Regions from separate parts of the Mus musculus genome. Here all the other regions are linked to region 4. Evidence: chromatin loops called from intact Hi-C (ENCODE). Cell type or tissue: heart. All regions are shown on one strand.

Region 1 (4,000 bases), 440 kb before region 4:
TTATGTGAATGAGGTTGCTTTCATGGAGCCCAGGGATGGAGCTGAGGTTGTCAGGCTTGTTCATTGGCTGCCATTGCTCCTTGATTTAACCATCTGCAGCTGTACCGTGGGGCAGCACTTGGGGAGCAGAGGCCGGAGAAACAAGGGAGCAAGGTCAGACCCAGATAGGCCAAGGGCAGCCTGCGCCAATGACAGCGTTTCTGAGCCAAATTATAAAAACGAAATGTTTGCCGTTACTCAAAAAATACAGATTAGATCACAATGGCACAAAATATCATAAAAAGGAAAAACTCTTAATAATTGCTTATTTAAGGATTCTTACACAATTTCAGGATCACCACAAATTGCAACAAGCTCCTGAAAAGTAGGTTTATGCTCATAGAGGGAATCATGAAATTATTTTGTCCTTTCATAAATACCTTGACTTTTGGTAACATGCCGTAATGAGATCTCTTGTCTTCTTTCTCATTCTTCTACTAAAATATAATTTAATATTCTGCTAAAATTTAATTTAATAAAGGAACAGAATCTTCCTTCCTTGCATCTCAGGGAGTGGGAGGGAAAAAAGGAAGGTGTGAGGGAGGGGGAAGGAAAGGAGAGAGACCAGCACAGGCCAGAGCACTTCAGATGGAGCAGAATCAAACAGGAGCAGACGAACCTTGAACCTCATATGCGGCTCTAAGAAGAGCTGTGCTGTTTGGGGTCAAAGTCTACCAAATCCTCTGCCACAACCACAAAGCCACAGGAAAGTGGTGAAACCAGTTACTGCCACAAGACCAGAAAGAAATCAAGTCTATTACAAGATATTTACAGAACTGGATATGTTTATCTTCAGAAACGCATGGCACAGAGGAGAGCAGCAGCCCTCTTCTGAAATGGAACACTCTCACAGGCTAGACAAAGCCTGCTGCAGTCCACTTCTGCCTCCATCTTTTTGGGATCACACCTTCTCCCAGCTGTAACCCTGCCTGGGGCCCTCAGAGTCTGCTCTGGTACCTGGCTGTGGTACTGCAGGCCAAGATTCAAACCTCAGCTGTTAGGAAAAGTACAACCTCAGACAGCTTAAGCTTTATATATTTTAAATCCTTTTCTACAGTTTTACAACATGCCGATACTTTCCAATTTCCTGGACAGTTTCACAGACAAGCTGAAGGAATTGGGGATGGTTGAACACCATCAGGTGTCAGAAGTAGATAGAGGGAAGGAGGATTAGAGCACTGGGCACAAAGTGTCTCTAAGAGAGAGAAAGTACTGGCCTGGGAGGGAAGGTTTTCCTCTTGCCCTCTCTTGCCCTCTCTTGCCCTCTCTTGCCCTCTCTTGCCCTCTCCTTCTTCCCCCCTCTTCCCCCCTCTTCCCCTCTCTTTCCCTCTCCTCTTCTTCCCCCCTCTTCCCCTCTCTTCCCCTCTCTTCCCCTCTCTTCCCCTCTCTTCCCCCTCTTCCCCCCCTCCCCTCTTCCCCCTCTTCGCCTCTCTTCCTCCCTCTTCCCCCCTTTCCCCCCTCCTCCCCCTCTTCGCCTCTCTTCCCCTCTTTCGCCCCCTCTCCCCCCTCTTCCCCCCTCTTCGCCTCTCTTCCCCTCTTTTCCCCCCTCCTCCCCCCTCTTCCCCCCTCTTCCCCCCTCTTCCCCCTTCCCCCTATTCCCCCCTCTTCCCCCCTCTTCCCCCCTCTTCCCCCCTCTTCCCCTCTCTTCCCCTCTCTTCCCCTCTCTTCCCCTCCTCTTCCCCCACTCTTCGCCTCTCTTCCCCCTCTTCCCCTCTCTTCCCCCTCTTCCCCCCTCCCCTCTTCCCCCTCTTCGCCTCTCTTCCTCCCTCTTCCCCCCTTTCCCCCCTCCTCCCCCTCTTCGCCTCTCTTCCCCTCTTTCCCCCCTCTCCTCCCTCTTCCCCCCTTTTCACCTCTCTTCCCCCCTTTTCCCCCCTCCTCCCCTCTCTTCCCCCCTCTTCGCCCCTCTTCCCTTCTCTTCGCCTCTCTTTGTTTTGTGGCCTGTAGGCCACACCCAGGCCTTGGGAATGCTAGGGAAGTGTCCTGCCACTTGGGTTTTGCAGCACATGATTCTACCTCAGGAAGAGCTGACACTGGTGCCTTGAATTCTTGACTCTCCTGTCCCCATGTCCCAAGTTCAGGAACTGTGCATGTATGCCACTATGCCTGGAGAACTCAGTTTTTCAAACTTTCTTTTTCTTTTTCTTTTTCTTTTTCTTGATTCTATTTTTTTTTCCTTATCTACATTTTAGAATGTAAGCATTTGTCAGCACTGATGCCAATTCTCTCTTTAACCACAAGATGGCACTCGAGGGCTAATCTTTGGGGAATAAAAAGGCTTGCTTTTTCTTAAAAATACATCTCTGTAATTACGTAAACCGGCAAGAATGATATTTAAACCAAATCACTCTGAAAGGACAGCACAAACATACATGAAGTGTGTTAAATGAATGTGTTTCTATGTAACTGGAGGGAAAGGGAATCAGCTATTCCAAGAGAAAGATGATTTGTGTTTTATGTGTTTAAATACAGACAACCAAAAAATAAAAAATAAAAAAAAAAAAGAAAAGACAAGAAAAAACCACAACCAGTTAAAATCATATGTAAGCATAATACATACTAACTCCATAAATCAAAATACAAGACGGCTGAGTCCAGAGTGGGCTCTGTAAATACAAGAAAGGTTTACAGTGATATTTGACCCTCTACAGGTATTCACCTCCTTTTCAATAGACTCCAGTGAGATGAAGAGTAAATGCTGAAGTTGGTACACACATGCAGTCCCTTTCCTTAATGGTGGACGTAATTTGCTCTTGCCTGTACACAGTCAGGGTATGTATACTTACTGAAACTTTATATCTTTAGGAAGTACATGTTTTAAATTTCAAATAAGGTTTGTACTTATAAACACAATTTGATTGATCTCTGTGCCTTATTTTTTAAAAAACTGGTAAATTAGAGAAAGCTCTTGAACTGGTGACTCAGGTGACAGTGGAGGTGAGGAGCCTGGGCTGGATGCTGTGCACTGGGTGATCACTGGGTGATGGATGTGGAGCGTGTCAGCTGTGGCTCTGTAGGATGCTGATGCATCTTTGTGTGCTACACTTGAGCTCTGCCTGCCAACTCCGATACAACGTTGGGCATGAGGGGGGCGTGCCTAGTGAGTGAACAGTAATCCCCCAAGCTACTTCCTGCCCCTTCTATACCTCTTTCTTAGCTTATGTCGCTGGAACAAATCACCTGAGATTATCAACCTAAAAAGAAAAAAAGGTTTTTTTGTGGGTCGTGATTTCAGTCTATGGTTGGTGGGTCCCATCACTTTGAGTCTTTGACAAGGCGGGGCATTATAATAATAAAGCAAAGCTTCATACTTCATGGTGGTCAGAGAACAAAAAGAAGGATGGACTGGGGTATCAGTGCTCCCCCAAAAGCATGCCTCAATGATGTAACTTCCCTTTACAAGACCCTACCTCCTGAAGATCCCACCAACTCCTGGTAGCACCACAGACCATGCCCGTAGCTTGGTCTACTGGTTGCTTTACTGTTGCTGTGGTAAAATACCATGACCAAAAGCAACCTGCAGAGGAGAGGGTTTGTTTGGCTTACAAGTTACAGTCTATCATCAGGAGAAGGGAAAGCAGGAACTCAGGGCAGGAACCTGGAGACAAACTGAAGGAACATGAAGGAACAAGCCATGAAGGAACACTGCTTCCGGAATTGCCAAGCTGCTTTGTTTTTTCACCCAGGGCCACCTGCCCAGGGTTGGTGCCACCTGCCCAGGGTTGGTGCCACCTGCCCAGGGTTGGTACCATCCCTGCAGGCCCTCTTCTAATAATTAGCTATCAAGGACGTACTGACGGGCAACCTGATGGGGGCATTTTCCCAATGGAAGTTTCTCTTCCCAGATGACTCTAGTTGGTATCATGTTGACCAAAAACCAAGTGGGACTCATGATCTTTGGGGAACAGGAAAGATTCAGTCTGTAGCAATCTGCTGTGTGTGCAGAGGAACAACATCCTTTTAA
Region 2 (4,000 bases), 67 kb after region 4:
GATGCTCTCCAGGAATGTTTCTGTGACTGAAGTTTGGCCCATGGAGCATGAGCAATGCACTGAATACCACGCCCCACCCCACCCCCATCTCCATGGCAAGGTTAGCAAACCTATCTCTTTTTGTTCTGAGAAAGGCGGGCCATCCAGAGGCCTTTCAGCTTCCTTCTGGTATATCTTTGGCTTGTCTGTGCTATCTTCGCTCTTGCTTTCTCCATCACACCACCGGACATAAGTCCTCCACCTGGGAACTCGACGTATGCCCCTAGTATTTTGCACCTGCTTTCTATCGAATGTCTTGTGCCTAAAATCATGCATTTATCTCTCTTCTTTTTGTAAATACAGGTCTCCTCCGTGAGTTGAACAGTTGTGACAAACTATCTTTCCTGTTAATCCCCCAAGTCTCTCGAGACATATAAGGGGTACAGATGGGGGTCCGTGTTTTCCTGGCGTTCCATTGATGTGCCCTTTTGAATGAAAAGCTTCTCACCTTAACTTTACCAATCCTGAATCTCTCTAAGGCAACTGATGTTTATACTCTCTGTGTCTTAGTAGATTCAGGTTGCCATAAGAAAACTACATAAACTGAGTAGATTATAGACAACAGAAATTTGTTTCACGTGTATTTGGAAACTGGGAAATCTAGATTTGGTAACAGCCTGGGCTATATAGCGAGACTCCGTTCTGAGCAGGCGAGCAAGCAAACAGTTGACTGAGACTAGACTATGGAGGCATGCTTCCACGGAAGTAACAGAGATTCAGGGGTCAGAAGGACCTGGAAACCCTGGGCAAAGATGACTGAGGGAAGAGATTGGTCACATGCTGGCTGTTGGGGGATATTAAGCTGGAAGATGACTTTTAGATTTGACAGAGATCGCTGACCCACAGACAATATCTTCTTTCTGTGTTCTCACATCGTACAGGGGCTAAGAAGTATCTCTCTGGCTTCTTGTCTATGACACTAATGTCACGCCTATGGCCTGATTACTTCTTCAAAGATCCACTTTCAAATGCCACCATAACCTTGGTGATTAGGATTTCAGCGTATTAGCTTGATGGGACAAAACATTCAGACCACAGCACTTCACCACCTAACTTACTCCAAAGATATCAGAGCACTATTCCTCCTGCTTATAGACTCCTGAACATGCACCATCTATGTTTCCCCCTGAGGGTTGTCATAGTTTCCTTTCAAAAGCCACCAGCGATCTCTGTCAAATCTAAAAGTCATCTTCCAGCTTAATATGTGAAAGTGTCCATGAGCTCTCTGGAGTATGGAGACGGTTGTATAAGTCGAAAGCCTCGATTCACTGTGTAGAGGTCATTTGCTTTTCACATCTTATAAAGCACATCCCAGGACCAAAGCATCGGGCTGTTCATTACCACGTGCTCAAAGCCTGCCATTTCTATTTTGCTAGCCGGTGGGTTGCTGCATTGGAGGCTCCTGGCTTTCTAGAATACCACCAAGTAATTGCCTTACAAATCCTGAAGATCAATTGTTCCACAAAGACATATTATGTCTTAACACCGGTGAACATTTTTGTGTTTTTTCAGTTTTGTTTTAATTCCCAAACACTTGTTAGTTTTGCTGAAATCTCACAGGTTTTACATTGGACCTGATTTCTTTTTAGTATATGATATAAGAACCTGCGAACAGACCATAAAGCCTTGAGGCAGGTTTCTACAAGAGAAAGGGGGAAAGATTTTTACTGCTGTCTTTATTTTTCCAGCTCCTGCATAAATAAGGGAAGTTAAGCATACTTCCTGTAGGCTTTCAGCCACAAGGACCAACTCTGAACTGTCATGTTGCCGCCCTCTACTGGTAGCAATGGCAGCTGATCTGCTTTCTAAAGCTAAGGTTGGGTCTTTGGCTTTGAAAACATCAAGAGTTTGGGGGCTAAAAAAAAATGTTTTTGTTTGTCAGAATTTGACGAGCAGAGGCAGATACAATTGGCTCCCTGAAGTAAAAAGCTCTCTTCTGTTTCAGAACCCTTTAGATGAACTCTTCTGTAGTTCTTATAGTCACTAAGTCATAATCACACCTGTTTATATTTGTTTACTGTTGTAGGTCACAGGTCTTGAATTATAGCAGGTGCTCAATTAATGGTCACCAGCTACAGGTATGAGTAAGCTAGCAGAAAAAAACATAGTTTGCATTTTTCATCTTTAGAATTGTTTTTTAAAGGGAAGGAGATGTAGAACATAACTCAATGTTCTTGCTAACAGATTTTAAAATAAAAGCAATGCCTTTCTCCTACAAGTGAGCAGAATAAAATGCCTGGCACTGTTTAGATTGGGGTCATTAGACTTTCAAGCTAATGGCTATACTTTTCATTTCTTTCTTTGAGGTTCTCAGTAATTGCAGGGTGGTTGAATTCTTTTTCTTTTTCTTTTTTTTTTTCCTTTTTTTTTCTTTTCCTTCTTCTTCTAGAAAGCTGAAGAAGGGAAACTAAGTTGCGCGTAGCTGTGGCAATCCAGCAGCCGTGCATGTTCTGCTGGGAATGCCTGCTCTGGGTTTGCCTCCTTCTTCTGGCCTCCTGGAAGCTACAGGCCATGTATAAAACCCAAGATCAGTCACCTGAAACCCTTGCCGTAGACTTGGGCTCCTATGGAAATGGAGAAATCATTAAATGGTTTTATAGCAGCAGTTATGGGGTTGGGCAGAGAGAGGGCTTGGCTGGAGTAGACAAGTCTCCAACAAAAGGGAAGCAACCTGAACTAGGGGTGTAGCTGAGTGGAAGAGTGCTTGCTTAGCATGTGGGCTGCCCCTGGTTCAATCCCCAGCGCCAAGGGCAGGAGGCTGGGAGACAACAAGAAGGTTCCATTCTCAGAGCCTTGGGGAACCATCTGAGGTCTCACCTGTATTCCCAGATTTTCTGGTATCTGTGACTTCTAGTTAGTTCACCTGTTACCTTAATGAAACCAGAGACTATTTCTGTACTTTATATAATAATAATAATAATAATAATAATAATAATAATAATAATAATAAATGTAATATCAGCCAACAGAAAGGGAGATGCCAGGAAAGAGAGAGAGAGAGAGAGAGAGAGAGAGAGAGAGAGAGAGAGAGAGAGAGAGAGAGAGAGAAGAAAGTGAGGGAGGGGAGAAGAAAGAAGGGGACAGAAGAAAGAAGAGAAGGGACCAAAGAAAATGAAGCTGGAGATGTCTTCTGGTTGATAGATGGTGCCTTGCACATGCTCAGTGCATGGTGGGCATCCCCAAAGTCAGACAAGAGGAAAACTGATTTTCAATATTCATTGTCTGGGTTGTTTTGTCTTGGTTTTGCCCTTTTGTTTGTTTGGGGTTTGTTTCGTGGAGTTCTTCTCAGGTGGGTTCTTACTCTGTCACCTTGACTCAAATAGCTTCTGGGGGGAATTATAAATGTGAGCCACCATGTCCAGCCAAAAATCTCCTTTTTAATAAAGCACAGAATTCTTGTTTGGTATGGCAACTCTAGCAGCCCTTTCAGGGCCAACCAAACCTAAATCAGCCACTCAGAGTGCTTGGTCCACTGACCATCAGGAGCTACCTGGAGGCTCCAGAAAAAGCAATTATCTGCCTCTTCTCATATCCACTAAGTCCAAATCTGCATTTTAACAATGCCCTGAGAGGTTCCTGAGTACATCCCACTGTGAAAAGTCTCTGAGATCCAGGCTGCCTTACCATCTCAAACCTCACGGTTTCATCAACACAGTGAAGAAAATAAAGCCAACTAGACTATGGTTGGAACCTGTGAAACTACTAATATGTCACCATTTCCACCTACAGAAACAGTATTGTATTCATATGATTCAAAACATTAAGTAAAGTTGTCCATAGCTGGAAAGAAGGTGAGATGAGTAAAATTGTCTCTAGACTAACTCTTAGTTAGTTAGTTAGTTAGTTAGTTAGTTAGTTGTTAATTTTCAAACAAACTCTCAATGCTTAAAACTCTGGAAGCAAGCCACTATATCTTGGGTAGAAAGGGAGACGTTAATGAGTGAGTTATTCTATTCAATTG
Region 3 (4,000 bases), 93 kb before region 4:
AGATGCTCAGCATTCAGGGGTACTATAGGTTTTTAAAATATAAATATTTTAAAGATAATGAGAAAATGAAAATATTCTCTAATAGATGGTGCCTTTAAAATGTAATTGTACCTAGCTGCTTATCAGTTAAGGGTCCATCATTCACAGACCTGCCTACTTGATACTCTGGACCTAGTCTCCTGATGTTAAACCAAAACTGGTAGTCCTAAGACCCTAGGTCCGGCTGAAAGGGACATGGTGTAGTAGCCAGCCCTCAAAAATGGCAAGGGAAAGACCCAGAAACTTGCAGCATCCTAGCCTGGGAACATCTACTGCCCAGCCAGCCTTGTTGCAGAAGGATTATCAATAACTCCCATGCAAACAGTGAGGGAGGGGGATGGGCAAAAGGCATAGAGCAATGACTGGAGAACAAGAATGAAAGAGCAGAAAGGGTCTTGCTAAATGACCCAGCACTGACACCCCATTTCTCAAGAGAAAGTGTACCCTCATAAGGAAAGAGTCTTTAACACATGTTAGTGCCATATCCAGAAGGATCAACCTGCCCAGATACAGTAACACTGCATCCAAGACCAATACTGGACTTCAGTTCCCAGACAGCAAACCGACAGGTAAGGGCATGAAGAAATGAAAACAGAGGCCTGGTACCAGACGACATTGCTTGGATAAGTCATTCTCTCCTGATTTCCCTCTCCAAGACACAGGCATCTGTGCCCCCCTTGTCCCTATTCCCACCTACCTGGAGCACACAGAAAGTAAGCCACCCACCCACCCACTGACCCAAGGTAGCTCAGCAAGCCAGCAAGGAAGCTTGAACCCAGTCACCCTGACACTAAACTGCTCTATCCCTGCACATTACCACAGCGCCTTCTCCATTTCTCCTCAATAAATCAGTACACAAGTACACAAGTACACACACATACACACACATTCTCAGAGCATTTTGTTCTTACCTCTATTTGCTGGAATTTTCCACACTGCTCTATATAAATGCTATCTCCTCTCTTGGACTACAGGCTGTCTCTACAGAGACACATTTTTATTTTTTTTAGTCCTGGCAACGCTTCAGTGTGAGAGACAATAAGTCCCCTCCAATGTGACTTTGGAGGGTGGGTCTTAGGCCTTGTCACCAACTACCTCTATAATCTTAAGAAAGTAAACTTGTATCTCTAGTTTTCAGAGTCTTTACTGCCAAAATGAAGGGGTTAGGCCCAGTAACCGTCAGCCAGGGCATCCTAGGTTTGTAGCAATAGGGCAGGCCTTTGAGAGAAGACACCAGAAGCAAAATGATCTACATCCCTTAGGTGACGTCCAGAGGTGCAGACTCCAGCAATTGACCTTACAGAGTCTCCAGGCACAGCAGGCTGGAGGGCCCAGTGGAAAGAGCACAGCACAAGGCTGCGGGAAGCCCTGGAGAGAGGCCACTGAGGAGGTACAGAGTCCAACTTCTTACTGAGGGCTGCTAGCCAGCCATCAGTGAGAGAAGAAAAAGACCAGCCACTCTGTGTGCACCCAAACCACTGAACGGTCTGCATGACAGGAAAGGATTACTGTTCCGGGGCAGAGCCCAGGAAGCTTCTCCTCCCCTGCTTTTGTCTTGTTATCATTAGTCAGTCAAGCATTCTTGGCAATGGAAACAGGTGATTAGCAGGCAAGTTTTGGAAGAAACTGTGAGCAAGTCCTGGATCCCTGCTTGGCATGTGTGTGTTCTTCTGCCCCTCCTCCCTCTGAGAGCCAGCCAATCAACAGAGTCGAATCAAGCCCCTGGCTTCTCCTACCCCACCTCTGTAGATTACCATGGTGTATATCAGCTACTCTCCCCTCCCCAGAGCCTTCTGGGTGGATTTCTCCTGGACTGGAGTTTGGGGTCAGGGACAGTGTTGGGGCATGATGATGGGAACCCCATTCACACAATTCACACAGCAACAAAACAACCTGGTGTGAGAAATCAGAGTCAGCACTGAAGCTGCCAAAACATCTGACAGGGGCTGGTGGCCAGAGACAACACAGGCTGCAGAGTCCAGAACAGCAGAGGCCACCATGCAGCAGCAGCAGCAGCAGCAGCAGCAGCAGCAGCAGCAGCAGCAGCAGCAGCAGCAGCAGCAGCAGCAGGGCCATGTTCTTATCATGATCAGCTCATTTCATCCAGTCATAACCGGGTAGCAAACGCCGAGAGCTAGGGGAAGAAGCTTTTGTGTGACCTCCTGCAAGCTATGGCTACTTTCACTGGAAAGTGCCTTTATTCCTGCAGCAATGATAGGGCAGACTTTGGCCCAGGAAGTACGAGAGGGAGGAGGTCCTTGTTTTAGAGAGGGTGGAGACTCCAGGAGTAAAACAAGGAAGGTCCAGATGAGAGACAGAAAGGCCCCATTGTCACCGCAGCAAGGCAAGAAACCTGTCCTAACAGGAAGGCGTCCCAGCCAAGAGACACCTTGAAGACAGGACTCAAATGTATAAATGCTTATTTTCTGGCTTTAACAAACACTACAGTGTTGAGATGTTGTAGGATTTTATTGTTGTTGTGGTGATGGTGGTGGTTTTTTTTTTTTTTTTTTTTTTTTCCTTTCCAGAATGGAAGGGAAAATCTTAGAACTGGAAGGTCCTATTTGGGCCCAACCCTTATGCAATCTATAAATCCTTTTGATAACATCAAAAATGTGCTTTTCACAATTGTCTACCCCTCTGTGTGTTGGGGGAGGGGCGGGTCCATACATATGCCTGACTTTTAGATGACCTTAGGAATATCTGAGGATAAGATATGTGGTTTTTTTTTGTTTTGTTTTGTTTGTTTTGTTTCTGGGCACATGCCAATTAGTGTTTATCATTATAGTTTTCCGCACACACAAAGAAAGAAAGAAGTATTCCCTCCACGACCCAACCATGATGGAAGCAGAGAGGATGGCTGTGCCTCTGTCCATTCCACTCTTGGTTGATCCTTGTGATTTCTGAACGGCCACGTCATGCTTTTCACTGATGGGTCTGCAAGAAAATTCTGCTCCTGCTCCTTTTCATGTTTCTTCCCTCCAGGCCAAGCATTCCGCCATACTATAGCTCACTTGAAGCAAAGCAAAATTTCCTTTCTCCCTACTCAGGCTGGAATCTTTCAAGCTGTTTGGCCAACCGCCTTCAGATGCAGTCCTCCGTGGGTTCACGCAGCTTCCAGACTGGGGCGTTCAGCTAATGGAATCACTGGATACACCATCTTGGTCTAATCAATGCCCTGAGCCCAGAGGTCAACGCTGGAAGGGCACCACTGGAGACACCCTTCTAGAAAAATTATTGTCAAGATGGTGCTGTGTCAAATGTCTTTCTGGGCTTCCTCACCCAACCCTGGTCTGCAGTCTGGCCTGAGTGACAACACCCCAGCCCACCTGCAGTTAGTGAGGTTGTATATTCTCCTAACATAGAGAAGCACCATCGCCTTTCCTACAGTTCTTGGCCCGTTTCTGCCTGTGCTTTCTTTGCTTGATTCAGCTAATTCGCCAGACATACTCCTACAAATGTCCTATGCCTCAACTCAGAAGCTCCCCATTCTGTGCATTGCACACAAAATTGGCTGTTCCCACAGCAATTCTCATGGTCATTTCCTATGCCACCGGAGACCCTGAACCACAATAGCTTACCTGTCTCCTAGAATAGCATTCCCTCCTTTTCTCTCCTCTTGAAAGACAGTGGTGGTCCCTCTCTCTGCCTCAGAACCGTTCCCCACACAACCGTCCAGGCAGCTGTTCCTCATCAATTCACTGGACTGGACCCTCAAGTTGAAAACTTACGCGAGGCCATTTTTCTTTAAGGTTATAAACCAGAGTCACCTTCGTACTGCTAGGCCTAGAAAATGGTCCCATGTGAAATGAGCTCAGTAAATGGCTGCCAAATAAATGGCTTTTTTTTAACAGAGGTCTGGCTTATCAAAATGAAGTTCCTCGTGGACACATAGATCACCACACAAAAATAACTCTGATTATGACAAGAGGTGGCCATTTCACTCTCAGTTTAGTTCACA
Region 4 (4,000 bases):
AATAACGACACTTCAGAACTCTGTTGGGTGAGCGCTGCTCCCATCCCAGAGTCACCTCCAGGAGATCAAAATCCGCACCCAGCTTCCTTGCTGAGAGCTTTGTACCAAGAAAGTCACCCCTAACTTTTAGTAGAAACTAATTCAGCAGTCATTCAGTGAGTGGTTCTTTTCCCCAGCTGTTCAGTAAACTAGACTCTTCCCTAACTGGCTTACAGATGAATGGTAAAGATATGAATGGTAAATATTTCTGTTTATCTAGAGAGGCTGGGGGCTGGAAGTGGGGGCGGGAAGAGTTCAGGGGCTCCAACACCCCCTCAAGGGATGCATGTTAAAAGTGAGGCCCAAGACCCCCAGAGACTTTAATCAACTTTCCCCCTCTAACTTCCAAAGAATGAATTGGTTGTCTCCACAGGCGCAGCGGGCTCTTCCCTCTCATTGTGTGCAGGCTCAGACCCAGCGAGGATCCAAGCTTCCCGCAGGGAACTAAGACGCTCCGGCTGCCGGTGGAGGCTTTCTCTAACTGTAGCGATTGTCTCTGGAGATGACCAAAATCAAGTATGCATTAGATGACCTCTATTTCTTCCACCTCGACACACACACACACACACACACACACACACACACACACACTTGCACACGTGCACCCCGGAGTCCAGAGTATTTTGGAGCAGCAGGCCGCCTCTAACTGCACAAAGTGGCAGCGGAAGAGCAAAGGTTTTGGTCTGCAGGATGACCCTCTAGAGGGCAGGAGGCTCCGAACACCAAACAGAGAAGACGCAAGGACAAGGGAGTCCTGGGAGTACAGGGCTTTTGTTTGTATGGGTTCGCGGACCGCCTGGGCTCTGTCGGAGGCGCCACTGAAAATACAAACTCTTTCTGGGATAGAGAAGTAGATAAACTGGACCCCAGTTGGGGTGCGGTAGGAATCCAGAAAGAGATAGGCAAAGGATCAGCATCTCCCCCAACATACATACACACACACACACATACACACACACCACCTCCAAAGTTCTTCTACACTTCCTGTCAGCACTGACAACCACAGCTGGATGCCTACGACCAGTCCTCCAGAGCCCAGCCCGCAGCCGAGCTTCAGAGAGAGTCCTGGATGGCCTCCCTCGGGCGGCCCGTGCAGGCGGCGGTCGAATGACCAGCTCCGGGACCGGCGAGGCGCTCACCGGGCACTCAGCTCTGGGGGGGGGCGGACGGTGGAACCCGGGCGCGGGCGCTGCTTACCTTGGGCATCAGCCCCGCGTGCGGCCAGCAGCAGCGCGGCCAGCAGCGCCAGCGGTGGCGGGCGCGTCCCGCGGCGGCGCGGCCGGTGCATTCCTCCTCTCGTGGCGGTGCTGGCGGCTCCCTGGCGGCGCGCAGAACATCCACGGGTTCGCCCAGGGCTCCGGGTCACTTCGTCCTGCCGCAGGCACTCGCAGGACACCGGGGGGCCTTTGCAAAACTCTTTGTCCCTCTGACCTGCTCCCTCGTCTCCGCTCTGCCGCCCTGGACCTGGGAGCGCGGCTCCTCCCGGTCGGTACTCCGCAGCAGCCCTGACTCAGCCGGCTGTTCAGTCCTAGGCTCTCTGTGTCGCTCTTGCGAACCGTGTGTCTCCGGCTCCGACTGCAGAAGAGCGTGCCCAGTGCCTGGAGCTGCGGTCTCGGGGCTCACTAAGCCGAGGCTCCTCCAGCTCTCCACGATCTCTCTTCTCGCCCAACTTGTCACTTTCCACCAACTCCACAACCCAGCGCCCCAGCCCGGACCAATGGCAGAGGCGGGCCCAGGCCGGGGTCCCAGCGCCCTCTACTGCTACCTCCTGGACTCGCACCTTCCAAGGCATCTCGGAAAGCAGCTACCACACCTCCTGTTAACCCATCATCCCCCCTCCGCCCCCTCCCCCTCCCCCCCAACCCCACTCCCCACCCCCCACTCGCTGGGGACCAGCCATTGATGTTGATGGGACCTTTGAGACATTTTGACGGAGAAGGACTTTAGGGAGATGGGCTTCCAGTGTAAAGTGTGACTGGATAAGTTAGGAAGCCCAGATTTTAACTGTCTTTCTCTGCCACTGCCTTGGGTGAGGGAACATGTACAGATATTACACCGTGCCCCATTTAATTTCTTCTTTCCCAAAAGTTGCTTAAGGGGGAGCCCAAATACAAGTGACTCATGTGTCTTCTTGTTTTTAATCCTAGGACCACTACATCTACACCAAGCTCATCTGATCTGCTTCTTTTAGGACATTAAGAGAAGATTCATCTTCGTTCTTTATTGTCACTGTCCCCCCGGCCTCCTGAAAGTTGTTTCTCTGCCTTCTGAACATGAACAGAGTAATATTTCAGTTTGTCTTTTTAATATTTTTTATATCACATAAGTGTTCTGTTTCTTTACATACGGTGTATTTCTCTTGCTCTTGCTCAGCTAAGCAAGTCTATTACCTCCTATTTACATTACTTACAGTGTTTTTATTTTTTTCTCCTGGTTTGCCGTTTATTGGTTTTGTAATTCATAAATGCTCTTGGGAGTTCAGTACCAAGAACACCCTGGATCATATAAAGTGAGCACCCACTGTATGCCAGACTGACTTGGATTCCAAGGATGCAAGAGTAGCTAAGGACCCCTGTCAATATTGTTCCCCAGAACACAAAGATACTCAGAATCTGTCCATGGTCACCTGGCTTCCTACTAAGTACCTTCTGCTTGCCTGCTGCATTATAGACAGTGAGACATATTGCAGTTTTAAAAGTTGGTGTGCAGAGACAGGAGTCTAGCACAGCTATCCTCTGAGAGGCTCCACCCAGCAGCTGACTCAGACAGATACAGACACCCACAGCTAAACAGCAGATGGAGCTTGGGAGAATCTTATAGAATAGGAGAAAGGATTGCCACCCCTGAGGGGATAGGAACTCCACAAGTAGACCAACAGAGTCAGCTAACCTGGACCCCTGGGGCTCTCAAGAGACTGAACCACCAACCACAGAATATACACAGGCTGGACCTAGGCCTCCCCACACATATGTAACAGTTGTGCAGCTTGCTCTTCATGTGGGTCCTGAACAACTGGAGTTTGAGGTATCCCAAAAGCTGTTGCCTGTGCCTGGATATGTTCTAGCTAGGCTACCTTGTCTGGCTTCAGTGAGAGAGGATGCACTTAGCCTCAAAGGCACTTGATGTGCCAGGGTAGGGGTTACCCAAGAGGCCCTCACCAGCTCAGAGAAGGGAAGGGGTTGGGGAGGGATGATGGGAGGGTGTGACCAGGAAGGGGGCAGTGAGTGAGATGTAAAGTAAATAAGTATTATTATTATTAATGATAATAATTTTTTTAAAATATTGTTTTGCAGAAAGAAAATGAATGACTTGTCCACACTCCCTATGAACCATGGACAATACCCAGACCTGTTCCCATGAGGAGGCTGAAAGACCTTAACTGAAGCCCCGCATGTTATAGGGTCTCTGTAAATGAGTTTAGATGGGATCTCTCTCACCGCTGCCTCTTGGACTCAGCGTTAGGATTTTATAATGAGCTGTCACTTTGCTGGGGATAAAAACTCTGTTTTGACTGTCTCTGTTGCCTGGGTTCCTCAAACAACAACCAGAAGAACTTGATCCGTGAACAAGAGTTAGACCACAATCTGAAGAATTTTTTTTTATCTGATTAGTTCCTTGTCTTCTTTGTCCCACGTGCTTCTGATGCTCCACAGAGAGCAGGCTGGGAGAGCAGAAACATGAGCAATAGGCAATGTGCATCCCAGCAGTCACAGACTCTAAACTTCCAGCCTGGGGCCCGCAGGTAGGTGAACAACCAGCCCCTGTGGGAGAAATAATCACCTATTCTTTGCTAAGACTGGAGAGCAAGAGCCAGCCCCAGCTGCCTTAATGGTTTTCCCTCTTTCTGTGAGTCTGACCTCAGGTCAGGGAATGATCGACAGAAGGCCTTCGGGACAACCAGTTCATCCCCACAAATTGGTGTCTTCCAAGTCTCAGTGCTTGTGACCCACTCAGTCCTGTC
Region 5 (4,000 bases), 72 kb before region 4:
ATAAAAGGCCAGTGTTAAATATATAAACATGCCTGGTTTCACTCCCTGCGGCTCTCTGAGTAATATATAATTATTGCTTTCTCCTCTGAGATGGAAAAGGGACTCTTAAGAGATGAAATAAACTTGCCCAAGTCACACAGCTTGTCAGTAACACAGCTGCAATTTGAACCAAAGTCTGACCTCATAGGCAATGGGTAGCCACAGTATAAAAGCTCACATGAAATGACATTACAAGCTTATTAGGAGGGTTAGGCTGTAGATCAGCAGTAGAAGGCTTGCTTAGCATAGAGAAGGACCTGATTTCAATCCCCCACACTGCAAATAGACACACACACACACACACACACACACACACACACACACACCACTTCATTATAACATATAAACCTTAGATGGTAAAATTCCCCAAATTAGAACAAGAGACCTACTAGCTACTCATTTTGACCAAGAGCGTATCAAAACTATTCTGTAGTGGAATTTTGTCATCTTTCTAATATTTAGAACTTTTACAAAATTTCTCCTTGTCTGTGCACTTAGTTCCTCAGTTCTGTAGCTCTGTGTGTGTGTGTGTGTGTGTGTGTGTGTGTGCATGCGTGCATGCGTGATTTGACAAGATATTCAAACAAGACAACTTATTTCTCAACATTAAACAGGGAAATGCACTCACAGGGAGGCTGAGAAAAGCTTGTCTAAGTCAGTAAGAACGAATTAAAACACAAGAAAATGCTTGAGGCCCCACAGCTTCAAAGGGAAAAGCTAACTGGGAAAGTCAGAAGGCTTCAAGGCATAAAGAAGCCATTGTCCAATCAAGCTAACTGAGGTAGGGGACAGTGGGAATATTTCCTCCTTATGGGCTCATCTGGCCTCCTAGTCTCCTAACCAGCAACCCAGGATATTCATCCAGGTGTAGGGCCAGCCACAGAGGTTCCAGCTAGGGACAGATCAGGAGCAGGTCTAAAGATGCCATGGAAGTTATCAGATGTCCACTCTTCTCCACACACCACAATACACAGCTGGGCACATGAGTGCAATATGCATTCGCTTCTCTGGCTCTATGAGGCCTCTGGACATGGACTTCAGATGCCAGACTTGGTACACTTCAGGATTGGGCTTAAGTTAGAGACAGGAGTAAGAGGGTTCACCCAGCTTTCTCAGGCTATGGCCTGAGAAAAACTAACAAAAGCTAGTTTCTCAAACATGAGCAGTCTCATTTAGGAGGTGGTTGGGCCACTAAGAATGCAACTGCCTGAGTTCAAAATCTCTCCTTCACCTCTGAATGCCTATACAATCTTGAACAAGTCTTATTTTAATTTCTTATATTTCCATGCCTTATCTTGAAATACAAGTGATAACATCTACTTTAAAATACTGGACAGATTAATTACATATCTATCTCTCTCTCTCTCTCTCTCTCTCTCTCTCTCGCTCTCTCTCTCGCTCTCTCACTCTGTGTGTGTGTGTGTGTGTGTGTGTGTGTGTGTGTGTATGTGGTGTGTGTGTGTATTTGAGAGAGATGGAGAGAAAGAAAGACAGAGGAGATGAATGCTTGGAATATATCATATAGGCATATTCATATATATATACACACATATATATATATATTCATATATGTATTTAAATTCCTGCTCCAATGGAGACAACAGTTATAAACACACACATGCAATATAACCTGAATTAAATTTAGAGATGTGTTTATGCCTTGGGGGGAGGAGAAAGGTCAGCTAAGGTTAACTGTTTTAAGTATCACCATCTATGGTCCAGTATTTCAGTACAAGACGAAACAAGGCAATGCTTGTGCTCAATGCCAGATAATGCAATTAGACTGTGGGATTTATCACAAATAATGATCATTAAAAATGTGCTATCAGGAGCTGGATAGATGCCTCAGTGGCTAAGAATACTTGATGTTCTTACAGAAGATTGGAGTTTGGTTCCCAGTGTCCACACACCAGGGAGCTCACAAGCTCCTTTATACAGCTTCACTCTAGGGACTTGGACAGCCTCCTCTGGCCTCCATGGTTGGGGGGTGGGGGGGGGAGAGAATATGCTGGTGTGTGACTTCTACTGGGGTACCACTTTAACCTAAGGAGGAACTGCTGGGCAGATATCACCTGAGAGTCTTCCTGAGTGAGTGAGTGTCCATCTTTTTCTTCCTTAGTTCCTTCTGTAGGCCACTGGCAAGCACTCGACTTTCCTAAATGATGACAACTCGACAAGACCCTATCCTTGCCAGAGCTGAAAGGAATCAAATTTTATGGGGTCACAAAAATAGAATTCACTAATAAAGGCTCTGATGACTTTTATGTCGCTTTATGTTTGTTCTATACTTAATCATTCTTAAAAGGCTTCTTGGTATAGGGTCACTTACTCCTCAGTTGAACCCTAAGTAGTTCAGGAAATACCTGATAGCCCCCGAGATATGAATGGGTGACACCAAGGCATAGAGAGGCCACATGCTCATAGGAGTTACATAACAAAAACCACCCACACAGAGAGGAAAAATGCATCCTAACAAAGGAAAAATGTACTCCATGGTCATCAGGGGCCTTTAAGAGACAGCACGTGGGTGAGCACTGAATCTGACCGGGAGCCATGGAGCCTGACCACTCCTCCCTAACCTCCAGATTGCTTTACTCAAAATTCTACTTTCAAAGATAAGCCTCCCCCACAGCCACAGGAAGATCAGCTAGGTTATAAGAGCTATGAAGACAAGAGATTTGGCAGACAGATCAGACAAAGAAGGCCCTCTTTGTGCATCCTGTCTGCTGTGGAGCAAACTTTGTTCCTCAGCATCTTGTGGAGACAGCTCAGGAAGAAAACTCGTAAAACCTGGGGGAGAGGAAGGACAGTAAGTAGAAAGAGAGCCATTCATTTTATTCATTGTTTGCATCCAATCAAAATCTCGTTAATATTTCTTATAGATCATGCTAAGTATTCCAGTTTCTTCGTTTTAGTAAACCTTAGCAAAGATATGAGATCAATCCTTAACTTTTTTTACAACACAGAAAGAATGGGAACACTGATGACCTAGTTCACTAAAACAAACATTTTCCTTTTAAGATTGCCTAAAATGCTTTGAACACTTCCTCTACATCCAGTTGGCTTCCCATTTTATCGATAAGTGCTGTGATCTCAAAGAAGAATTCCTCCAAACTGTTATTTTCCAGGTCTGACAGCAGGCAATCACAGGTGCGGTAGAACAGTTCTCCCTGAAAGCTTGCGGGGGGGGGGGGGGGGGGGGGGGAGGGGGAGGTGGGAAGTATGTGGGGGGTGGGGGAGATGGGAAGTGTGGGGGGGGGGAGGGGGTTCTGGTTTCTCCCTGAGCAGAGGCATTTCAACATGCTGGCCTCTGGACTTGCTTTGTAGGGTAGCTGAGTAGGACTGCAGAATGTTCTTGGCTATACAGTATCCAAAAGTGACTTCTTGGCCCTTACACAGTATTCTGTCAGGCATATTGTGTAGTACACACAAAAGGGGACAGAAATAAAACAAATCACGGGAAAGAAAAGTCAAAGTGTCTATTAGCAAAATGGAAACTGTTACCTTTCAATCTGCGTTTCCTATAATCATCTCCCGCCCCCAAATTCAAGAGAAACACAAAGATAAAAAGTTCTGGCAGCCATATCACAGCACACAGCTTTGTTCTATCATAGGCTCCCAGTAACAGCTTGCTGCTGCTGCTGCTGCTGCAATGGGGAAAGAGTGGGGGAAGAATGGAGGTTGCTGTGTTCAACAGTTCCAGCCTCCTCGTGCCCAGCTAGGCTCTACCCGGAGTGAAGTTGCCTCCTAAACAGGGAAACTCCAGTTTTCTGGTCCAGTCGTATTCAAGACAAGCAAATTTAATTCGATCAAAACAGTACCCAGCAAAGCATTCACAGCTTTCTATTAAAGCGGAAGGAGGGATGCTACAAGGGCAAACTGGCCTCTGGCTAAGAGTGAACGTCTTCCCATGCATCCACCCTAACTGCCAAGAGATGCCTATGGAACTGAGCAACCCAAC
Region 6 (4,000 bases), 140 kb after region 4:
CCATTTGCCCTCTACTTTGCTTAATCTGGCAAACGTGTGTCCAAAATGCAGCCCTTTGGCAGAGCCTACTAACACTACTGCCATCTTAGACCCATTATCTCTACCCTGCTGCACAAATTCACCCTAATAAAGGGCTGCTTTGTGCCCCAGGTCATTACAAGCAGATCCCTCTGTAACAGTCTTCCCCCAAAGACTCACATCTAACATCCAACTGTCCCCCAGCCCCCACCCCTGGTACTGTTTTACATGACTTCCAAGATCTACAAACAGCATGCCCTGCCTTTGTTTTCTTTCCTGTTGGACAAATGACTGAACGTCAACAAGGAAGCCACTGAACACACTGCAAATCCTCCCCTTGCCCCGACTCATGACAGCTCTCCATAGCACAGGCGTAATTCTAGAAGCTAGCTAGCTAGCAAGCAGTCGCAAAAGCTTAAGGCCAGGAGCATTCTGTATGTGTCTACAAAGCAACAGGTACTTTCCAAACTACAGAAACCGAGCAAGACACATGCAAACCTGAACTCCACTCCCAGGTCCCTGCGTCCCTGCTATAACTCTGAACTATTCTCACAACATTCGATATCTGAAATCACAATGACATTAAGCGGGTGTTAGAGTTGAGGTGTAGATCCTATCCACACCTCGATGCATCTCAGTATTTCTGCAGAATTAAAAAATTGCTTGGAAGGGCCAGAGATGTAGTAATACTTGTTGTATACCAACCCCATTGGCAGCTGCCATCTGCACTATTGTCTCTATTGCTGATTTATTAAAATACCGCCCATCTCCACCGACCACCAGTGATGATCCCTGGCGATCTTTGAGGTCTATGGAAAAGAATATGCTCTGGATGAAATTCTCCAGATAGCAAGGCTTTTCCTCAAAGTAATAGGTGTTCTTCCGTAATCCACTTGTTCCTGGCTTCTGGTCATGGTAAGGAGCTGTGGCAAAAGTCAGCAGTGGGAGTGGACCCTCTTCTGTTTTCCTGTATGTCCCAGAAATCCATTCTTCAAAGTCACTCATCTTTCATATCCAATACTTGGCTCTGTGAGGGTGTCCAGGAAGTAGCTGAGGGTCCCCCAAATGGTCTATCGGACCTGAAGCTGCCACAGTGTCCTTTGAGTAAACAACACAGAATTTTCCTTTGGACCATCACTGTCGGTTAGGAAGTCTCATTAATTCCCTATGGTGATTGTCTCCTGAGACAAAGTTACGGGTCACACACCCACCCATACCCCCCCCACACGAAGCAGATCTTCAAAGTCGTTCGGATGAAGATCCTTCTGCCCACACAATGAAGCTGAACACCCTTCAATTATTTTTGCCTCGTTTCCCGTTAGGGCAGAGTGCCCCGGAGCGCTGCCTACAACAGACTTTGGTTTCAGACACCAGAGAGCTGCCAGCCTCTGCTCTGGAAGCCAAGGCTAAGATGGAACAACTGCAGTCCCTAAAGCAGGCTAGGACAAGATACCGGGTATGGCTCTCACTTTCCCTGCTGCCTCTTGAACTGGAGCCTCTGGGCCATCTGCAGCTAAAGTTGTTTAGAGCCACTGAGCAAATAAAAGGTCAAGCTTAAAATGGGAGCGGGATCTCAGTTACCTCTGGTCTCCCTGCTTCGATGCCATTCTGAGACCCACAGAATTATGTCCTTCCCACACGCCATCCCAGGTAGAAGAGAAATGATCAGCTAGCGGAACCAACCGATCTGCTCATTGGCCACCAAGAATTTAACCAAATGGGGCTGGAGTACAGCTTAGGGAGAATGCTCTTGTCAGCATGGGCAATGCCCAGGGGCATCTCCAGCACTGGGGGTAACAATGGCTTAGTGAGAGTATCCACCAACATTTAGGCTCTCCTCTTAAATTTATAGAAAAATGACTCTAGGGATTCACCACATTTTTGAGAAATACAGAACAATGAGGAGTTGATAGATATATTTTCCTATGTATATAAACCTGGATCAGTTGCTAATAATTAGACAAATAATAGGATAATATGATTAATTATTTTGGATAGGGTCCTACTATATAACCCAGACTGGCCTTGATCATGTAGCTCACATGGCATTGGAACGTGAAATCCTGCTAGCCTCTGCTGACATACAGGCATATGACACTGTCTGTTTAAACAGACTTTACTCTCAAGAAAACACTTTAAACATTTTTATTTTCATTTATGTGTATATGTGTATGTCTGGCTGCTATATGCCATGTGTACCTATGGAGCCAGAAGAGGACAGTGGATGCCCTAGATCTGTAGTTACAGACAGCTGTGAAGTAGCTGGGTCTGAGTGCTGAGAACCAACCTCTGGAAGAACAGTACCCTCTCTTAACTGCCAAGAATTTCTCCAGCCTTCTCAAGGAAACATTTTAATGAAGCAAATTGTCTTTTACATTTGAAGAACCTAAAATGTTTTAAAACAGTTTATCTCAACAAATTTAATATCTAATATCCTCTGTCCCCTGAGGTTTTCCTAATAATCAATTTAAAATTCATCCTGTGAGTTTCTTGTCTAGGTCAGCAGAAATTACCAATTAAGAAGCCGTATCATCAAAGTTTAAAAAGTAAACCAGGACTGGTCAAACCACAGGTCTGGGGAGTCTGATAGGAAGTGGAGAGTAAGGTTTTGAAGGGAGCTGTGAATCACCACCTTTGAAAACCAAAATTATTTATCTACCAGGGTGCCAATTTGGGTGTGACAGAAGACAAGCTCTGTAAGCAGCTAGCTAGCCTCTCAGAGGCAGGAATAGTCCTGTGATGGGGGAGGAGCAGCTGCCTAGCACAGGATCAGCAGAGTTAATGGGCACATGGCTGAAAAGCACTCAACTGGCATGGGAGCCTGGTGTCCTTCATAGAGCAGACATGGCCACACTGACCAACTACCCACAGCTCAAGTCCCATTGGATCGCTGGATCATATGGTCCAAGTGGAGAGCAGCCTGCACAGCAGCCTGGACCTGCTGAAGAGCTGTCTCCTGTTCCAGCCCCAACACAAAGCTAGCAGCTTTCTGAGTCACTTGGTGTATGGGCCTGAGTAGCACACCCAAGTGTGGAATGTGCTGTCTCCAAAATTCAAACAGGTTTCTCCCGGGTGGTAGGAGTGGGCAAGTGTAGTAACTTACCCTCCACCTTAGAAGGTCAATCTCTCCATGCCCCACACCACTTGATGCTTGGGAATTCCACTGAGGTAGAAGGCCCTTGAATTTTGGTTGGATTTATTTCCCATCCTCTGATGTACATATACGTTTTATCAACAAATCCAAAGTGGTTGCTACCTCCTGCTCACATGGTGCAATCGGCACCATGTCGTCCATATAGTAGACCAGTGTGATAGTTTGTGGAAGAGACAGGTGATCAAGATCCCTTATGACACGGGGCTGGAGTTGATACACCTCTGAGAGAGAACTGTAACTGTATACTGCTGGCCTTGCCAACTGAAAGCAAAGAGAAAGAAAATCTGCAGATGTGAAAACAGCCCATGAGGCACATGTATTACGCTGAGAACCAGACTGCCAAAAACCAACCACTTTTTATGGCTTATTTAGAGCTCCTGTTTTTTTGTTTTTTAATGAAATTCTTTGAAATTGATTTTAAAAGCAAGCTTGTTTTATTCATAGCTATCTACCATGACTTTTTTGACTTATTACGAGTAGCTTTTTTTTAAAATTCATCTATTTTAAGTTCTGTGCCAAGTTCCCCTTCATTTCTTAGAGCCTTGTAAATTAGACCAACATATGTGTCTTGGCATATGCAACCAAAGAGCTAGATTTATGAAATATTATTCCAGTGATCTCTTCATTGAACTAACAGAGCAGTGACCCAAGGCACTGCAACCTTCCTAATGAGACCCCGATGTCCCAGGGTACATTCGGGAGCACGTGGGCATGGGGGTGCCTAGACAAATCCACCCAGCTTTCCTCCCACACAGCGCATGACATTTTGGCATGTTCTCTGCTCCACCTGGGCTGCTTGCTGGTGAAGGACTTTCTGAAGCTGAAATT
Region 7 (4,000 bases), 150 kb after region 4:
ACCCAAGGAGCTAAAGGGATATGCAACCCTATAAGTGGAACTACATTATGAACTAACCAGTACCCCTGAGCTCTTGACTCTAGCTGCATATGTATCAAAAGATGGCCTAGTCAGCCATCACTGGAAAGAGAGGCCCATTGGACAGGCAAACTTTATATGCCCTAGTACAGGGGAACGCCAGGGCCAAAAAGTGGGAGTGGGTGGGTAGGGGAGTGGGGGGGTGGGTATGGGGGACTTTTGGGATAGCATTGGAAATGTAAATGAAGAAAATACCTAATTAAAAAAAAGAAAAGAAACCTCCAGGACACTCACAGTGCCTAATACAATATAAACAATTAACAGTGCATTCATTATTCAGAGTCTCTGCAAACCAAGGTTAATGAAACTCCTTTTCACAGTTCTAGCAGTTAGGACTGGGCATTTAGTTCCGTTCGGATGCTCAGAGTCCCAGGTTCAGCCTCTGAGTACTGCAGAAGCAGGGTGTGGCAGCACAGAAGCTGCACTTCCTGCACTTGGAGGTGGAGGCAGGAGGATCAGAAACCTCATGCCATCCTCAACTATGTAGTCCAGCCTGGGCTACAGGAGAATCCGTTTCAAAAAGAGTTCTAAAACACAATAAAGAAAAGCATGTAAAATGTTCATTGCAATACTTGACCACAGAGTAGCTACTAACAGAGGATCCAAACCCATGTCAGAACCAGTCAGAAGCTGACCTGGGCAGTGAGTTTTAAAGCGGCTGCTGAGTCCCTTCATTAGATCACAGAACTTGAGTGTTTTCATTGTTGCTTGTCAACAGTGACTTATAAAAAAAACCATAAAGATGTGATTTATAAAACTGAAATGCAGGATCAATAATGTTTAAATAAAATAGTACACAGAGAGTCATAGGTGTGCACGCACACACATACACAAACACACACACACACACACACACACACACACAAACCCTTATGCAGACAAATGAGTCCACAGAAGGTGAGGAACATGAAGGAGATGGGCTACAGAGATAAGAATCAAAGAGTTGTTGTCTATGCTCCTCCTACATCTACTGTGGGGCCAAGGAGCCCCAGCTCCCAATGGCCCTAGCTCCCAGCAGCCCCAGCTCCCAGCAGCCTTCAGCATCATGCTATGGTCCTCAGAGTGGCTCAGTGGAGTCTCACTGGGCTAACCACCAGCATCTACTCAACTTTGTGATGAGCCTCTGTGAAGTCAGACCTGACTAGTGTGGCCTCCAAGCAAACAGGAAGAGAGGAGCAGGCAACTGTCTCCCTTATCCGTTGAGAACTTTTTGGTAGAGAGAAGACATGTCAAAAGCTGGAGTAAAATTTGCTCACTAGGAACTTGCACTGGAACTGTGTGCTCAGAAGGAAGAACATGGCCAGCAACCCCGGCCTACAGGAATGTCATTCTTAGTCCTGTGGCTGAACTCAATCTCTCCAACTTAAAGATGCACTAGTCTAAGTGTGCGCCTTCTGGTTATTACCTGGAGTTAAGTACTAAAATCCCTTGGATTTTTTTGGGGGTGTGTGGGGGGGAGGTGGGGAGCCAAGTTCCAAAGCTGCCAATCACAAAGAAATAATAAATGTTATGGAGCACTGCACATATGCATTGAATCACCATACTGTGACCCATAAGGATGTACAGTTAGTATGAATCCATTTAAAAGATAAAGGACACCCACACCCACAAGTCTGGTTAGAGAATTGCTTTATTTTCAAATCATTTGTGGTTGTATGTTTCCCTCTTGTGGTAGGAAACAGAAAAATCAGGCAAATGTGCTGTAGCCTTGGGGTGACAGAGGTGCAGTTCTCTTTCCCAGAATTGCTGTGTTGTCTAAACATAGCAGGGCCCAGTTCACCAGGCCCCTTTGTGTCTCCTTATGGTCCACAAATCATTAAGATTTTAACACAAAGCGGGAAACACTGTTACTCTGGGATAGTCTCATGCTTGCACAGGCCAGCTTTGGAGAAAGGTGGCTCCAGAGAAGGAAAACTGCCTTCCAGTGGAGAATCAGTGTGAAGTAAGGGAGCAAATACCCTTGAGGAAGTTCAAGCACATAAAGAAAATACAGGAAGTGCTTATCATAGCTGCCTGGACACACAGTAAAAAAAATCAAGAGGTACTGAGAAGGCCTGATCTCACCTTTCTAGCTCATCTGATGTGAGCCAGGGAAGAGATGGTTTGTGGGATAAACACTCTCTCAACTTCTGCATTGGCCCAGGCACTATGGGAGGCAGGAAGAAGGAACATGGAGGATGGAAAATCAAAATGGAAGAAGGAATGCTTAGGACTGAACCAAGCACTCATTTGTTCTACCCAGAAGGCTCTGGATTAGACCAGCCTGGGTCCAGCCCTGACTTTGCCCCATTCTGGTTCTATAGTCTTTCTGATCTCAATCTTTTATTTGTAAAATAGGGACAATGGTTGTGTGCTTGCAACTCAATAGCACTCAACAGGTTAAGACTCAGGAATCACCATTAATTTGACCAGCCTGGACTGCCTACTGAGTTTAAGGCCGACATGGCCTACAAAGTGAGATATTGTTTCAAAATAAAATAAACAAATTCTGAAAGGGCGGCATCTGTGGTGGTTTGAATAAAAACAGCCCCCATAGGCTTATGCTTGGATAGTGGTCCCTAGTTGGTGGAATTGTTTGGGAAGAATTAGGAGGTGTGTCCTTGTTGGAGGAGGTGTGTTACTGGGAGTGGGCTTTGAGGTTCCACTTAGCTTTCTCTGCCTAGTGCTTGTGGGTCAGGACGTTACGTAAGCTTCAGCCACTGCTCCAGCACCATGTCTTCCTGCTGGCTGCCACGCTCCATACCATGATGGTCAGACTCACTCTGTGACTGTAAGCCTTCAATAAACCCTTTCTTCTATAACTGCCTTGGTCATGGTGTCTTATCACAGCAATAGAAATAATGATGGTGATGCAGATGATACGATGAAGGAAGAAGCAAGAAGAAGGAAGAGGAGGAGTAGGGAGAGGAGGAGGAGAAAGAAGAAGAGGAGGAGGAAGAGAAGAGGAGGAGGAGGAGGCGGAGATGGAGTCGAAGATGAAGACGACAAAGAAGTTGTTGAAGACAACATCGTTGCTTGAATGACTTCTTTTGGACATCATGGATTAGTGCGCTTAGGGTCATGGACTATGCACTTTGAGGACCATCTACTTTGAGGAATTCAGTATAGTGAAAATAAGGGATCCAACTCAAATTCTTACCAGGCTTTACTTAGTACTTAAGTAGTATTGAGGGTACCAATCTGGTTCCTCACCTATTATACAGCGGCCCAACAGCTTTTTCTCTCAAGCTGCTGAGGTCATATGAACTCATGTGAAGTCCAGCACTGTGCCTAACAGTACACGTAGGCTTCCTGGCACACATAATAACAACCCATGATGTGGGTGTTCTTACTACTCCTATACTACGGATGAGGAAATTGAAGTGTTATCAAATTAGGCCAGGCACTAAATCCAATCAGTGGCTGTCATATTTATAAGGAGCAAGAGATTTGAAGACAGAGACAGACACAAGGAAGTGCGCCACATGGGGACAGAGGTAGAGAATGTGAGCTATGCTGCAGCACCAAGTGACAGGAGCTAGGAGGGAGCCAGGGTAGAGCCTTCTCTAGGGTTCCTAAGAGCATCACGGGCTGTGGCTATCCCTAGAGTGGAAGGGTGCTTGCCTGGCATACGTGAGGATCTGGGCTTGGAAGGAGCTGGTGAGGAGGGAGGAAAAGGGAAAGAAGAAGCAGCAGCAGCTTACCCTTAGGGCTGCTACTTGAAACTACAAGAGTGAATGAGTGTTGTTTGACGCAACAGTGCGTGATGCCTTTTTCTAGAAACTCTGGAGAATTGACGTAAGTTAGCGGTAATTTAAAATGGCATGTCCTATTCTGGGGTAGCTGGGCTCTCTGCACGAGGGTTGGCAGACTGAGTGAAAACATTCTGGGGTTTCCCCAGCCCGCTCCCATGTACCTTTCCTATGCCCCAGAGTGCTCGCTC

The links. A loop is a pair of places that touch in the nucleus more often than their neighbours do. Peaks named below come from ENCODE experiments on the same cell type or tissue, not always from the same donor. Only the 100,000 strongest peaks of a DNase experiment are listed, where the experiment ranks them.
Region 1: a loop joins it to region 4, with 13 times the contacts of the local background. A loop is called at or near these places in 18 of 42 quality-filtered maps.
Region 2: a loop joins it to region 4, with 4 times the contacts of the local background. A loop is called at or near these places in 6 of 42 quality-filtered maps.
Region 3: it touches region 4 in a loop (2.7-fold over the local background); 3 of 42 quality-filtered maps call a loop at or near these places.
Region 5: it touches region 4 in a loop (2.4-fold over the local background); 3 of 42 quality-filtered maps call a loop at or near these places.
Region 6: it touches region 4 in a loop (2.0-fold over the local background); 6 of 42 quality-filtered maps call a loop at or near these places.
Region 7: it touches region 4 in a loop (4-fold over the local background); 6 of 42 quality-filtered maps call a loop at or near these places.

What each region holds. Positions count from the first base shown.
Region 1 is chr4:100,536,374-100,540,373 of GRCm38, reverse strand. All of the region lies in intron 8 of Ube2u (ubiquitin-conjugating enzyme E2U (putative)), which reads right to left. Among named protein-coding and RNA genes, the nearest start is that of Ube2uos, 10 kb to the right of the region's middle. In heart, a CTCF peak has its summit at 2,266 (motif pointing right); no DNase peak of the experiment used is centred here; H3K27me3 peaks cover 446 bases.
Region 2 is chr4:100,026,638-100,030,637 of GRCm38, reverse strand. No RefSeq gene overlaps it. Among named protein-coding and RNA genes, the nearest start is that of Gm35701, 67 kb to the left of the region's middle. In heart, a CTCF peak has its summit at 1,819 (motif pointing left); a DNase peak (open chromatin) is centred at 1,817.
Region 3 is chr4:100,186,049-100,190,048 of GRCm38, reverse strand. The region is part of intron 1 of Ror1 (receptor tyrosine kinase-like orphan receptor 1); the gene reads right to left. Among named protein-coding and RNA genes, the nearest start is that of Gm12701, 68 kb to the right of the region's middle. In heart, no CTCF peak of the experiment used is centred here; a DNase peak (open chromatin) is centred at 1,818; H3K27ac peaks cover 1,210 bases.
Region 4 is chr4:100,093,546-100,097,545 of GRCm38, reverse strand. It overlaps Ror1 (receptor tyrosine kinase-like orphan receptor 1), which reads right to left and starts at 1,755. Exons shown (of 9, transcript NM_013845.5): 1 at 1,237-1,755. The coding sequence starts at 1,327. Gm35701 (a long non-coding RNA gene) reads left to right here and starts at 1,903. Exons shown (of 3, transcript XR_376465.2): 1 at 1,903-2,068; 2 at 2,187-2,321; 3 at 3,333-4,000. In heart, a CTCF peak has its summit at 1,769 (motif pointing left); DNase peaks (open chromatin) are centred at 1,125 and 1,755; H3K4me3 peaks cover 2,034 bases; H3K27ac peaks cover 1,679 bases; H3K27me3 peaks cover 1,718 bases.
Region 5 is chr4:100,165,646-100,169,645 of GRCm38, reverse strand. All of the region lies in intron 1 of Ror1 (receptor tyrosine kinase-like orphan receptor 1), which reads right to left. Among named protein-coding and RNA genes, the nearest start is that of Gm12701, 48 kb to the right of the region's middle. In heart, no CTCF peak of the experiment used is centred here; no DNase peak of the experiment used is centred here.
Region 6 is chr4:99,953,017-99,957,016 of GRCm38, reverse strand. All of the region lies in intron 1 of Pgm1 (phosphoglucomutase 1), which reads right to left. Among named protein-coding and RNA genes, the nearest start is that of BC062258, 25 kb to the right of the region's middle. In heart, no CTCF peak of the experiment used is centred here; no DNase peak of the experiment used is centred here.
Region 7 is chr4:99,945,109-99,949,108 of GRCm38, reverse strand. All of the region lies in intron 1 of Pgm1 (phosphoglucomutase 1), which reads right to left. Among named protein-coding and RNA genes, the nearest start is that of BC062258, 17 kb to the right of the region's middle. In heart, a CTCF peak has its summit at 1,750 (motif pointing left); no DNase peak of the experiment used is centred here.